3 separate regions of the Homo sapiens genome follow, and all the other regions are linked to region 1. The links are chromatin contacts, found by Hi-C or POLR2A ChIA-PET in ENCODE. All regions are on one chromosome and are shown on one strand. The core of a region is the stretch at or near the end of the contact, and the rest is flanking DNA. Distances in the headings are between cores, read along the strand shown. Region 1 has its middle 66 kb from the start of RESF1. Region 2 overlaps BICD1 (BICD cargo adaptor 1). Region 3 overlaps LINC02422 (long intergenic non-protein coding RNA 2422).

What was found. A loop is a pair of places that touch in the nucleus more often than their neighbours do. ChIA-PET counts read pairs that join two places held with the same protein, here RNA polymerase II (POLR2A). Pooled maps may share reads with other maps.
Region 2: a pooled map shows a loop between it and region 1 (2.0-fold over the local background). The contact joins two enhancer-like sites. A Hi-C loop is called at or near these places in 1 of 50 pooled maps. POLR2A ChIA-PET finds 5 or more read pairs at or near these places in 2 of 52 experiments (Caco-2 and activated T-cell).
Region 3: a pooled map shows a loop between it and region 1 (4-fold over the local background). The contact joins two enhancer-like sites. A Hi-C loop is called at or near these places in 1 of 168 maps with a recorded cell type or tissue (endothelial cell of umbilical vein) and 5 of 50 pooled maps. POLR2A ChIA-PET finds 5 or more read pairs at or near these places in 6 of 52 experiments (B cell, H1, K562 and 3 more).

Annotation. Positions count from the first base shown.
Region 1 is chr12:32,023,864-32,027,966 of GRCh38, reverse strand. No RefSeq gene overlaps it. Among named protein-coding and RNA genes, the nearest start is that of RESF1, 66 kb to the right of the region's middle. RefSeq lists an enhancer at 2,678-2,972. Within about 2 kb of position 1,951, at least 2 of the 41 ENCODE cell types and tissues checked have a DNase peak (open chromatin) inside an H3K27ac peak, as active enhancers do; they include B cell, where a contact is called at or near this core.
Region 2 is chr12:32,271,825-32,275,927 of GRCh38, reverse strand. All of the region lies in intron 2 of BICD1 (BICD cargo adaptor 1), which reads right to left. Among named protein-coding and RNA genes, the nearest start is that of FGD4, 130 kb to the left of the region's middle. Within about 2 kb of position 2,012, at least 10 of the 41 ENCODE cell types and tissues checked have a DNase peak (open chromatin) inside an H3K27ac peak, as active enhancers do.
Region 3 is chr12:31,873,295-31,877,397 of GRCh38, reverse strand. LINC02422 (long intergenic non-protein coding RNA 2422) reads left to right here. Exons shown (of 2, transcript NR_135029.1): 2 at 1-429. Among named protein-coding and RNA genes, the nearest start is that of LINC02422, 12 kb to the left of the region's middle. RefSeq lists an enhancer at 1,689-1,983. Within about 2 kb of position 2,302, at least 22 of the 41 ENCODE cell types and tissues checked have a DNase peak (open chromatin) inside an H3K27ac peak, as active enhancers do; they include B cell, where a contact is called at or near this core.

The sequences.
Region 1 (4,103 bases), core at 702-3,201:
AAATATGTCTTGGCTTAGTTGTTTTGATTAGCTTTTAAATGTATGGTATAACATAACATGACATCTAATAAGGAGAAGTATACTTATTACAGTTGCTAGAGAAGTAAGGACTGAGGCCATGGTCTCTTTCTGTTGGCTGAACTATTTCTCGAGCTAATTTGAAATAGAGTTGTTAATGCTGGAATTTTTTGCTAACTTATTTAATAAGGCAGTAAGTCCTTGGAGGGTCCTTGTTATGCTCCCATTGGGAGCAGTGTTGTTTGGAATAAAGGTGCAACACTGAGTTTTGATTATAATATAAACACTACCTTTCTTTGTTAATATTATATTTAAAGTTATCTTATTTTCTCAGGCCATTTGACTTGTGGGTTTTAATTGTTCAGCTATTTCTTTAACAGCATCTTTGGTATAGTTAATAAATTGCTGCTGGTAGTAATAAATGCAGTTTATTTAATCTACATTTTTATTAATTGCTACTCACTAAAACAACATTGACTTAAACCTTGCAGCTATTTGATCTCTGGTTTTAAATTTATTTGGTACTCTGTGAGGACCTCTAATTGCATCTGAATAGACATGGGAATCAAAATAGCTGTAAGGGGCTGCTTCTTTTGAGGCTTCTTTTATTTGCTTATGTCGTAATTTCTCTTTTTCTGATTGATGAAATGCCAGGGTAAAAGGGATAGCTAATTGAACTAGAGCATAAGTGCTGCTCTAATTATTTGGTAGAGTGTCTAGTAAAGGTTTTTTACAGTATTACTATGCATCCGCTTGGGGATGAATAAGGGTGGACTGATGGGTTAGCTTTTGGAAGTGCCTGACCTCGCTGTATCATGTTAAGTCTTCAAAGTACGCTAAATTTTCCTTTTATCGTTGGAGACACGAGGTAAAATTGGTCTTGGAAGATGGAGGCTGAATGGCCCTCGGGGGGCTGACCCTCAGGGTACTGCACTTTAGGAAATAGTAGAGAGAGTTTGGCACACTTTACTATCTTAGGCTGCAGGATTTTGATACCGGCCGGGTGCAGTGGCTCACGCCTATATCCCAGCACTTTGGGAGGCCGAGACGGGCGGATCACGAGGTCAGGAGATGGAGATCGAGACCATCCTGGCTAACAGGGTAAAACCCCGTCTCTACTAAAAATACAAAAAAAAAAAAAAAAAAAAAGTTAGCCGGGCTTGGCAGCGTGCGCTTGTAGTCCCAGCTACTTGGGAGGCTGAGGCAGGAGAATGGCTTGAACCCGGGAGGTGGAGCTTGTAGTAAGCCGAGATTGCGCCACTGCACTCCAGCCTGGGCGACAGAGCGAGACTCCGTCTCAGATAAAAAAAAGAAAAAAAGACAAAAGAAGAAAAGGAGCTACCATGCAGTCCATGCCTTGTCGATTAGAGGACTATCTGAGTGGAAAGGGGATAACTTGGACTTCTAGCCTACTGTGTGCACAAGCATAACAATTGCTTTTATTTAGAGTGCGGACAGAATATTTAATGTATTTTAGCTAGTCATTTACATCTTGATATCTTGTTTTAATTGCTGTGGTTTGCTTTAGATTTTTTTACTTTTACTACAAAGACTTTGGTTTTGTCATTTGGTATGAGAGGAGTGATAACTGAACAGGCATTAAAAGTAATAATTTGAGGTGAGTTAGATTTAGTTACATTAATAAGATGGGGAGTAGTTAAAGGAAAGAAAAGATAGATAAAGTTTTCTTAGCTTTAACTTGGTAGGGCTTGACCCTGGAACAATGACCTATAACTTTGATGGTGATGACGCTTTTTTGACTTGGGTATGATGTGTCTATCCTTTTCTGCTGTGCGAACGGCAGTCTCGGTGGTTAGCAGCACAAGGTAGGGTTCTTAGGCTGCCTCGAGTTTTTCTTCTTTCTATCTTTTGATGAGGATGTGGTTTCCAGGCAGGTGCTGGTGTACGGCTCCTCTGGTTTGTTTCCTTTCTTGGCTCATGCATGAGGTCGCCTGGTCCACATCATATGTGAGGATCATTTACTCCAGATTGCTGGCCAGTTTCTTCTGCCTTGTTGAGAGTCCGGGTCTATTCATCACACCAGATGGGTCTCAATTTCTTACTACCCCTGAGGCCACCACAATGAGGCAGTGGGAGACCCCCTCATGAGAGGACTAGAGACCACCCCAGAGGAAAATGTATCCCTGTACGGACCACCATTTCTTATATGTAAAAATGTTTATTTAGAAATAGAATGCTTGTTCCCCAGTGCTACAAAGAAATAACATTCAAACATAAATTTAATTCTCTTAGCAAGGCAAACTTTACTTTATGCAGAAAGGGGCTCATAGCAGATGGAATAATGGCGAGAGCACCAGTAGAGACAGGTTTTCACCATGTTAGCCAGGCTGGTCTTGAACTCCTGAGCTCAAGTGATCACCTGCCTCAGGCTCCCAAAGTGCTGGGATGGAAAAGGAGAGTGCCTTGGATTGGCCCTGGCGAAGCAGGGACCATCCCTTTATCTGCACAGGGCGCCAGTTCACCTCAGTCTTTAATTTGCCACAGACCAAATCCTTCATCTAGATAAGAACCTCAAATGAGGTACTTAAAGCCCAGAAAGCTTTGTAACTGCACCCTTGAGCTGCTTGCTCAGGCCCACTCCCACCCTGTGAAGTGCTTTCTCGCTTTAATGAATTCCTGCTCTCGTTGCTTCATTCCTGCATTTCATTTCTCTGCTACTTCGTACGTTTTGTTCAATTCTTTGTTCAAAATGCCAAGGACCTGGACAACTCGTAGTCAAGACCCTCTACCAGTAACACTTGTTGCTCCTATTCCTCCTGGTGCTATTTATTGCTACTGCACATGTACCCTGTGCCCAAGGGTAGAACGACTTTCCAGCTTCTGAAGCACAGAGGCTTGGGGAGGACAGATTGTCATGTGACTCAGGACTTCACTGAACCTTGTTCATACAGTTGACCACATTCCTTTGTTTGGATCACTAAGGGAGAGTCATTATCATTACAAGGCAAGATCCTGGGCAAAGCACATTTTAGACCCCAAAATATTTTGTCCTCTTTGCAAGGCATTTCATCTATTATTTCCTTTTTAATCCAGGATGGGCAAAAAAAGAAGTTGTAATGTTTGTATTCCATATTTGTCGTTACAAAAGAAAGATATTTTCATATTCCAAAATTGTAAAAGTAAACAAAACACAGTAACAACAACGAAAACTATAATCAGAAGGAAGGGCACCAGGTTCAGACAGTGGTGGCTTTGAAAGAAGAAGTAAGTGAGATTGAAATTGAGAGAATTAAAAAAAAGATTTTAAGTTTTTTTTTTTTTTTGAGACAGGGTCTCACTCTGTCACACAGGCTGGAGTGCAGTGATGCAATCTCAGCTCATTGCAACCTCTGCCTCCCTGGCTCAACTGATCCTCCCACCTCAGCCTCCTGAGTAGCTGGGACTACAGGCGGGTACCACTACGCCCAGCTAATTTTTATATTTTTTTGTGGAGATGGGGTTTAGACATGTTGCCCAGGCTGGTCTTGAACTCTTGAACTCAAGCGATCTGTTCATCTTGCCCCCGCCCCAAAGTGCTGAGATCGCATACTGCACTCCAGCCTGGGCAACAGAGCAAGGCTCCATCTCAAAAAAAAAAAAGATAAAAAGCTACACACCGCTGGGCGTGGTGGCTCAAGCCAGTAATTCCAGCACTTTGGAAAGCCAAGGCGAGTAGATCATGAGGTCAAGAGATCGAGACCATCCTGGCCAACATGGTGAAACCCTGTCTCCACTAAAAATATAAAAATTAGCTGGGCGTGGTGGTGCGTGACTGTAATCCCAGTTATTCAGGAGGCTGAGGCAGGAGAATCGCTTGAACCTGGTATGCGGAGATTGCAGTGAGCCGAGATGGCGCCACTGCACTTCAGCCTGGCGAATAAGCAAGACTCCGTCTCAAAAAAAAGCTACATACCTCCCTCACAATTTGCCCAGAAGGAAATTCCTTGTGGACAAGGGACAGACAGAACTCAGTCATCCCTCTGAGGAGGCTCACCTGAGACAAATGCATATCTGATTGCTTCCCCTGCCCTATTGTTTATGTAAAAATGCAGATTCACTGAGCCAGCCTAAATTGTGTATTCAGT
Region 2 (4,103 bases), core at 763-3,262, 250 kb before region 1:
ATTCCAAGGAATGGAATCTTGGGCCATGCGATGAGCTATTAGAAGCTGTGGGTCATGGAAGAGAACCGTGGAACCCAGTGACTAGTGTTCAGCTCGATTAGGACGAACCCAGGCACTTAGCCGTGCAGGAACAATGGCAAGCTTTTAGCACAATCGGGAGTGGCAATGGGAGTCTCGCTGGATCAGGAGCACAGCGGACACCCTGCCGGATCTGGAGGGATGGGAGTCAGCGGCGATGGGAATCAGCGGCGGGTCTGCGACAGTGGCAAACAGCAGTGGTGGACGGCAAGCGAAAGCTCAGCTCCAGCCGTAACAAACATGGACCAGAAGAGTGCAGTAGCAAGATTTAATAGAGTGAAAACAGAGCTCCCATACAAAGGGAGGGGACCCAAAGGGGGTTGCCCCATTTGAAGATTCTTTGAAAAAACTAACAGCAGGCAGATATGACTCTAACTCATCATATGAACAAGTTAGGATGAGGAGATACTGATTCCAGACCCAGAAATTATAAAAATATAGACGGTGACTAAAAAAAGTCTCACTCCCATCTTGTTCCACATCAGTCTACTTCCCATCCTCACTCCCAAACCACTGTTCCTAGTATCTTATCTATCCCGCCAGGGTTCCTTTATACCTTACTTATTTTCAAACTTTATTTATAGAGCCAGCTTATGCCTACATGAAAACCAACATAGTTAGCATAATTTTATAATGAACGAATCACTACAAAGGTATTTTATTTATACGTGTAATTTACAACTTGATTTGCAAATCAAGGGATTAAAAGTTAATCCCTCAGGGGACTGAAATATGAGTGTGTGTATATATCATATATCTAATGATAAACATATAGATCACTAGAATGTGTATCTCATATGGCGATCTTCAATTACAAGCATGAATTTATTTTTAATAAGCACTTACACAATGTTTACAATGTGCCAAGACTATTACAAGCACATTGTTTTAGAAATATAAAACTCTTTTAACCTTTTAGCCTACATAGCAATCCTGTGAGTTGGACACCATTATTAGTCCCATTTTACAGCTTGGCCAACTGAGGCAAGGGAGGTTATGTAATAATTTGCCAAAAGTTTTAGAATAAAATAAGTGGTATCAGGAGTCAAACTCAGACTGTCTAGTTCTAGAACATATGTTCTTAACCACTATGCTTTGCTACTTCTAAAAATGCCTTATTAACGTGATTTGTTGTTGGAATGGGGTGGCTAATGCTAATCAGATTATTGTTATCTCTGTCTTTAGGTCATAGTTTCCCTTTCTGTGTAAAATAACAAATTAATATAAATATAAATATAAACGCCTCAGTAAAGTGGCCTCAGATTATGATTTAGTGGATACTATTTCTGAAAAATATATTGCTTTATTATTTTCAAGATGACTTCCTACAAATTCTTCAGAACTGATTCTGGAGCTAATGGTAGCAATAGCTGCTCACATTTTGAATATTCATTGCCTTTTAAATAACTTTCATAAGTAGAAAACCTGGTTACTGAAACAGAGCAATATCTGTGACCCTGACTATCAAAATGTGTTTCCAGAATCTTTCCTGTTCTGTATTCCATGACTGTGAGTACAATAGGGTAACTAATATAGAATTTCAGTTCTGATGTTCTTATTAAAGTTACAGACTTCGAGGTATTGATCTGTCTTAAGTTGGCTGCCACGCTGATTTTCTACAATCATATTAGAAGTCTAGAAAACTCAAAGATGTGTTTTTAAGTAACTATATGTTAAATGTGATCAATTTTTTTCTACCTCTTACAATCTACATTAAAGTGTCGAAAAGAACTCTTCTTACCAAGGTCCCCCACGAAACCCTGCCTTCAAGCCTAAAAGAGCCTGAAGGCTGAAGAACTGGACTGCTGGTCCCGGATAAAGCCTGCCCTTTCTCAGCTGATTCTCTCTGAATAATGCCCACCTGCACACTGGGGGAAGAGGGTGGAGCCAAGAGAAGTTTACGCTTGTTCAGCGGGGAGGAGCCTGGCCTCTTCAGTTCCTGTGTGGTGGCCTGGTGTTCAGTCTGTGAGGTGGAGGGCCTGTTGGCAAGACTCCCTCTCGCTTTGCTGAGAGTTCTTTTTCCTTTTTCCTTTTCACCCAATAAATTCTGCCCCTCACCCTTCTATGTGTCCCTGAGCCTAATCTTTTCCGGTTGTGTGACAAGAACCCGGTTTTAGCTGAACTAAGGAGAAAGTTCTGCAACAATGATAAGGATGAAATGGACTAGCTAGTGATTTCTACTATGTTATTTAAAGTCTGAAACTGCCTTGAGGCACCCTCTACTAGCTGATCATTATTACTGAAATTTAGACACCGCTTGGTACGTGGTTTAATCATCCAGTTTCAGCAATGTGACGGGGGTATAATGGCTTTTCTGTACACTTGTATCTTGGCTTCCCTGAAAACAGATATCATGCATGCATCTTGGTGGTTCACACCCAAACACAGAGCACATCCAGTGAGCCTGAGGAAAGGCGCTGCTTGCAGGAGTCTCAGCCCCCTCTGTGTCTGCTGGTACTTGCTTTCTCCCGCTGTACCTTATCCTCCAGTTTATACTCTACCAGTATACCCTTTGGAATCTTGTGAGTCTTTTCAATGATCTGACTCTGTGTCACTACTCCAATTTCAGTAAAAGCAAACAAAAACAGAAATCGAGGCTATGAGAGTAGAGTGCAATAATGATGAATTCTGGCAGCCACCCAGGAAGACACCATTGAAAAGACAAGGTCCTGCCTCCCTTACGTCTTGCACACTCATGATGCTGAGCCTGTCAGTGACCAAAAATCAGACTACACAAGTCAGCCAAAAGTGAAACAGAGGTGTCAAGCATATGAACTGCATCTGAAAGTTTTTGCCTTCCTAAGAATATTCTTAGGCCTCTTCTTCACACACTCCAGAGCAATGAGAAACATTTGGAATTGAATTTTCCTATAAACTATATCTTTGCAGATAGACTTTTAAAACCAAATAAAGTCCTGTGGGTTTTTCTTTTCTTTCTTTTATACGAACATAACAACTGCTTCACTGTCATTACTTATTTTCCAATCTAAACCCTCCACAAGAGTCTAGAACACCATGTGACTCAAAATAAACTTTTCAATCAATTACAAGGCCATTGAAATGGAAAATCTTGATTTTTAAAAATGTTTTAATATGTTTCCTTAACCACATTGTGGCAGGCCAGGTCTCACTAGTAGCTGAGATTACAGGTGCACGTCACCACGCCCAGCTAACTTTTTGGTATTTTTAGTAGAGACAGGGTTTCACCATGTTGGCCAGACTGGAATAAACAAGTTTTATTGTCAGTCTGAAGAAATTCCCCAGGCCTCCACACACAAGTTTATTGGAGGTCTGAAGGAACTCCCCAAACCTCTGTGATTTAGCAGGAGACAAGATAAGGGTAATCACCCTAGCACCTGGACCCATTTAGATTAAGTAAATTTACTGAGGCTCCAGAGAAAGGTCTTCAGGACTCAGATCTTAGTTATAGATTAAAAGAAGTTAATCACTTATGTCTTTAGATGAATGCACACTTATATGTAGACATACAGCTTGGAAGGTTTATAAGCTCTGGAAAACTTTGTAATTTTGAGTTGGTGTGGTGACAATTTCTAGGCCTTCTCCCTGTAACCAAATGCAAAAATAAAACCTCTCTTCCCCAGTTTGTCTGCATCTCATTATTGGGCCAGGAGAAGTAGCAGCCTGACCCTCAGTTTTGTCCAGGAGCAACATGTATATGATTTATACATTGAAAAGAAATTTCTCAGTCATAAAAGAAATAGTGAAAGAACATTATGATTTAACAATATATAACTAATATGTAATATTAGTGGTTGGGAATTAAATATGGCATAAGTAGTTAAATAAAAAGTAACTTGTAGTACATGTTTTACTACAATAATGGGTAAACTGAGGCCCAGAGAGATTAAGGAAACAGGTAGATCATAGAGCTAAGAAATGAGAGATGTAGGTTTTGACCCAGGAACCCTTAAGTATGAGCTCCTTTCACTAAGACACCTTGACATTGTCTCTTGGCTTCAGGCAGTAAGTAAAAGAAAAACAGATGGAAAGGAAACAATAAAATA
Region 3 (4,103 bases), core at 1,053-3,552, 150 kb after region 1:
CAAAATAATAGAGACAGTCTTTCATTCCTAGTGCCAGGACCCGTCTCGGGTCAACGAAATCTGAGACAGTCAAGGTAACAGAGGCAGCTGTTCGAATAGATTCATTGGAGAGTCTAAGGCAGCCCTCCAGACCAAGCTGTAAAGCAGATAAGATAGAAATAATCACTCTGGTACCACAGTAGACAGGCCTTGTAGGTACTGGGCCGCTCACAGCTTAATCCGACTTAGAAAGCATTTTTGCCTCTGACCTTCTAGTTGAAACAAAATTAGTTACCAGTAGACTTAGGCAAATGCTACACTGCACACAGGCGCATAACCCCAACCTATATAAACACTAAGACAATTGTTGACACTTTGAGTTGGCCTGGTGGAATTATCTCCAGCCTTCTGCCTGTATCTGGTTACAGCAATAAATTCCCTTCTTTCCTAGTCTGTCTGCTTCTCGTTATTGGGCCTCAAGAAAATGCAGCCGGACCCGGCTTGGTTCCGGGAACAAAAATGCATATTTTAGGTAGGATGTAATTACAGGGATTGACAATCAAACACATACAACATACTGAAACCATGGACTATGTGTAGCATTAGACAGAAACAGGAAGCACCCAGGATAGGGAAATGGCTGCTTCCTGGAGTCTCTCCACTGCCACTCACCACTGCCACACTGGCTGCTCAGATATGTGGTTAAGAAGCCAAGGCTCACGTGCCCAAGAGTGTTCTGCCCAGGAGGGGAAAAATTCTTTTTCCTTCTACTCATTTTAGATTTACAGGCTGGGCCCTGTAAATTAGATTGACAAAAGACAGATTAACAAGATAAAAACGTTTTTATTTTATTTTATTTATTTTTTATTTTTTTATTTGTATTATTATTATTTTTTGAGACGGAGTTTCGCTCTTGTTGTCCAGGCTGGAGTGCAATGGTGCCATCTCAGCTCACCGCAACCTCCGCCTCTCAGGTTCAAGTGATTCTCCTGCCTCAGCCTCCCGAGTAGCTGGGACTACAGGCATGCGTCACCATGACCAGCTAATTTTGTATTTTTAGTAGAGATGGGGTTTCTCCATGTTGGTCAGGCTGGTCTCGAACTCCCAACCTCAGGTGATCCGCCCGCCTCGGCCTCCCAAAGTGTTGGCATTACAGGCGTGAGCCACCGTGCCCGGCCAAGAAAAAGTTTATTTTTATTTATTTATTTATTTATTTTTGAGACGGAGTCTTGCTCTGTCACCCAGGCTGGAGTGCAGTGCAGTGGCCCCATCTCAGCTCACTGCAAGCTCTGCCTTCTGGGTTCACACCATTCTCCTGCCTCAGCCTCCCAAGTAGCTGGGACTACAGGCGCCCGCCACCACGCCCAGCTAATTTTTTTCGTATTTTTAGTAGAGACGGGGTTTCACCTTGTTAGCCAGGATGGTCTCGATCTCCTGACCTCGTGATCCGCACGCCTTGGCCTCCCAAAGTGCTGGATTACAGGCGTGAGCCACCGCGCCTGGCCGAAAAAGTTTTTTAACATGTGCTGCCTGTATACACATGGGAGCATTCAGTGATGAGTAACTAAAAAGGGTGGCTAGAACTGGGGCTTGTCCAGCATCTTAACAAAATGATGAAGGGAAACAGTGACGGGTTAGTCAAAGCACATAAAATGGAGTCGGGAGGCCATTTCGGTTTGGACCTCAGGCCTGTCTTTTTAAAAAAAAAATTAAATTAATTATTTATTTATAGAGACAAGGTCCTACTACGTTGCCCAGGCTGGTTTAGAACTCCTGGGCTCAAGCAATCCCCCTACCTCTGCCTCCCAAAGTGCCAGGATTACAGGCATGAGTCACGGCGCCCAGCCACCCCACGCATGTCTTAAGCAGAGAACTTCCTGGCTAAACAACTGCCAAAACATCTGTGACTGCTTCCTGCTGAGCTGGGAAGTCCCCAGGAACAGGCCACCTTTTAAACAATTACAGCCTGTCTCCTGACTCCAAGACTGCTTTAGATACGATCACACTGATCATAATAGTTGAAAAACAACTTTTTTTTCCCTTCCCTTTCCTCCTTGCCTTTCCTCACCTCTTCCTTCCTCTCTTTCCCACCACCTCCCTTCCCTCTCCCCACGTTCTCACCCCCTCCCTACCTCATCTCCTATTGTCTTTCAGTATTGATGGAGCTGACATCTGACGGTGTGGGAGGCCTATGTGGATCCCAAGCCCTTGGTCCCTTGAAAAGTACAGCCTGAATCTTCATCCTGCCCCCCCACTGCAGCCCAGCCTGCAATGTCACTTATAAAGCAAACTCAACTTTGGTGTCTCCTCCTTCTCTTGTAGCTGTCACCACAGGTCTGGGTCCAACAGACCCTCTTGGCATCTGGTGGGCAGGGGAGGAGCCACTTGACTTCAAGAAGGTGTGTGAGCCACTGTCCACCTTCAGCATCCAGTCTCAGCCTGTGGAAGTCCTTAAGTTCTTTTTCTTTCCAGGCCCTGGGCTGAGGTGGTTAGTGAAGGAGAAACTGGAGAGACAGCAACTGCTTTGCTCTCGCCTCCCCTTCCCTTGCCAGGTCACACTGTGCTTTCACTCACCCAGTACCTGGTATTCTAGTGCCTGCCTTTCCAACCTCCCAGCTGACCCCAGGCCTGTTTATCTGCAGGATGAGAATGCTCCCATCTGCCCTGCATCTCCTGTGCTTCCTGGAAGATTTAGAGGAGCTTGGAAATGTTAGGTGCCGTGGACTTTTAAAGTTCCATTTTGCAAATGGGAAACCCACCTCCCCAAAGCCCCAGACCTAGCGAAAAACAACTTTTCTAGTCGCCCCTTTCCTGATTCATCCTTTTTTTCTTTTAAGGCCCGAGTCTCTTTTTTGATTTCTGGAGCACTTCTCAAGGTAACCTGGAAGTGTTTTCAGACTGCAGTCACTCACATTTGGCTCAGATAAATTATTTGACGTTTAAACCATGCCTCAGTTTTTTCTAGCTTCATAAGAAAGAACATTTGTAGAGAAATGATAATACAAAGGAAAACGACTTTAAGTTTCTAGGGTGATAAATTGTGGGAAAGTAAATATGTTTAAATGGGGGAACTAATAGATGGTAAGAGCTAGTTAATGAAGTTTGAAATGTAGATTCCTCTGGTGTCATCTCTGGGCTGATAAGAATCTACAGTTGTCTCCAGTGATTAACTTTGGTCCTTCCTGGTAGAAAGGGAAGGGCAGACACCTTTAAAAATTTTTGTCCTGGTGAACCAGGCGTGGTGGCTCACGCCTGTAATCCCAGCACTTTGGGAGGCCGAGGCGGGTGGATCACGAGGTCGGGAGATCGAGACCATCCTGGTTAACACAGTGAAACTCCCTCTCTACTAAAAATACAAAAAACAAAATTAGCTGGACATGGTGGCGGGCGCCTGTAGTCTCAGCTACGTGGGAGGCTGAGGCAGGAGAATGGCGTGAACCTGGGAGGTGGAGCTTGCAGTGAGCCGAGATTGCGCCCCTGCATTCCAGCCTGGGCGACAGAGCGAGACTCTGTCTCAAAAAAAAAAATTTGTGTCCTGGCTGGCGTGATGGCTCATGCCTGTAATCCTAGCACTTTGGGAGGCAGAGGTGGGAGGATTGCTTGAGCTCAGGAGGTTGAGGCTGCAGGGAGCCATGTTTACACCACTGCACTCCAGCCTGGTGACAGTGCGAGACCCTGTGTCAAAAAACAAACAAACAAACAAAAATTATGTCCTGCTTTTAGGCAAATATGGAGGGCAGGCAGAGAAGTTTTCTTGTATCTGCATCTGCTTCTGATACGGACAGGGGACAGGGAAAATACTGGTTAGAAGAGGGTGGATCCCTGGCAAAGACCTCACCTTCAAGCCTGAAGACCTGCGGCCCTAAATGAGGACAGGCATTCCTGTTTTCAAGACAAAGAGGTTGCCTTTTGTCCCTCCACACCCTCTATCCTGCCCCCACGTAAACCGCAAACCCCAAGCTCCACAGCAGAGCAGCAGGTGAGTAGAGGAGGATACCAGCAGATGGACGGTGGAACAGCACAGCAGGGAAAGAGAGAAGAGGAGAGACGTCTGGATGCCAAGAGGAGTTCAGCTGGGGGCGGTAGGAAAGGAGTCCAGCCGCTGGGCGGCCTGACTCCAGGGG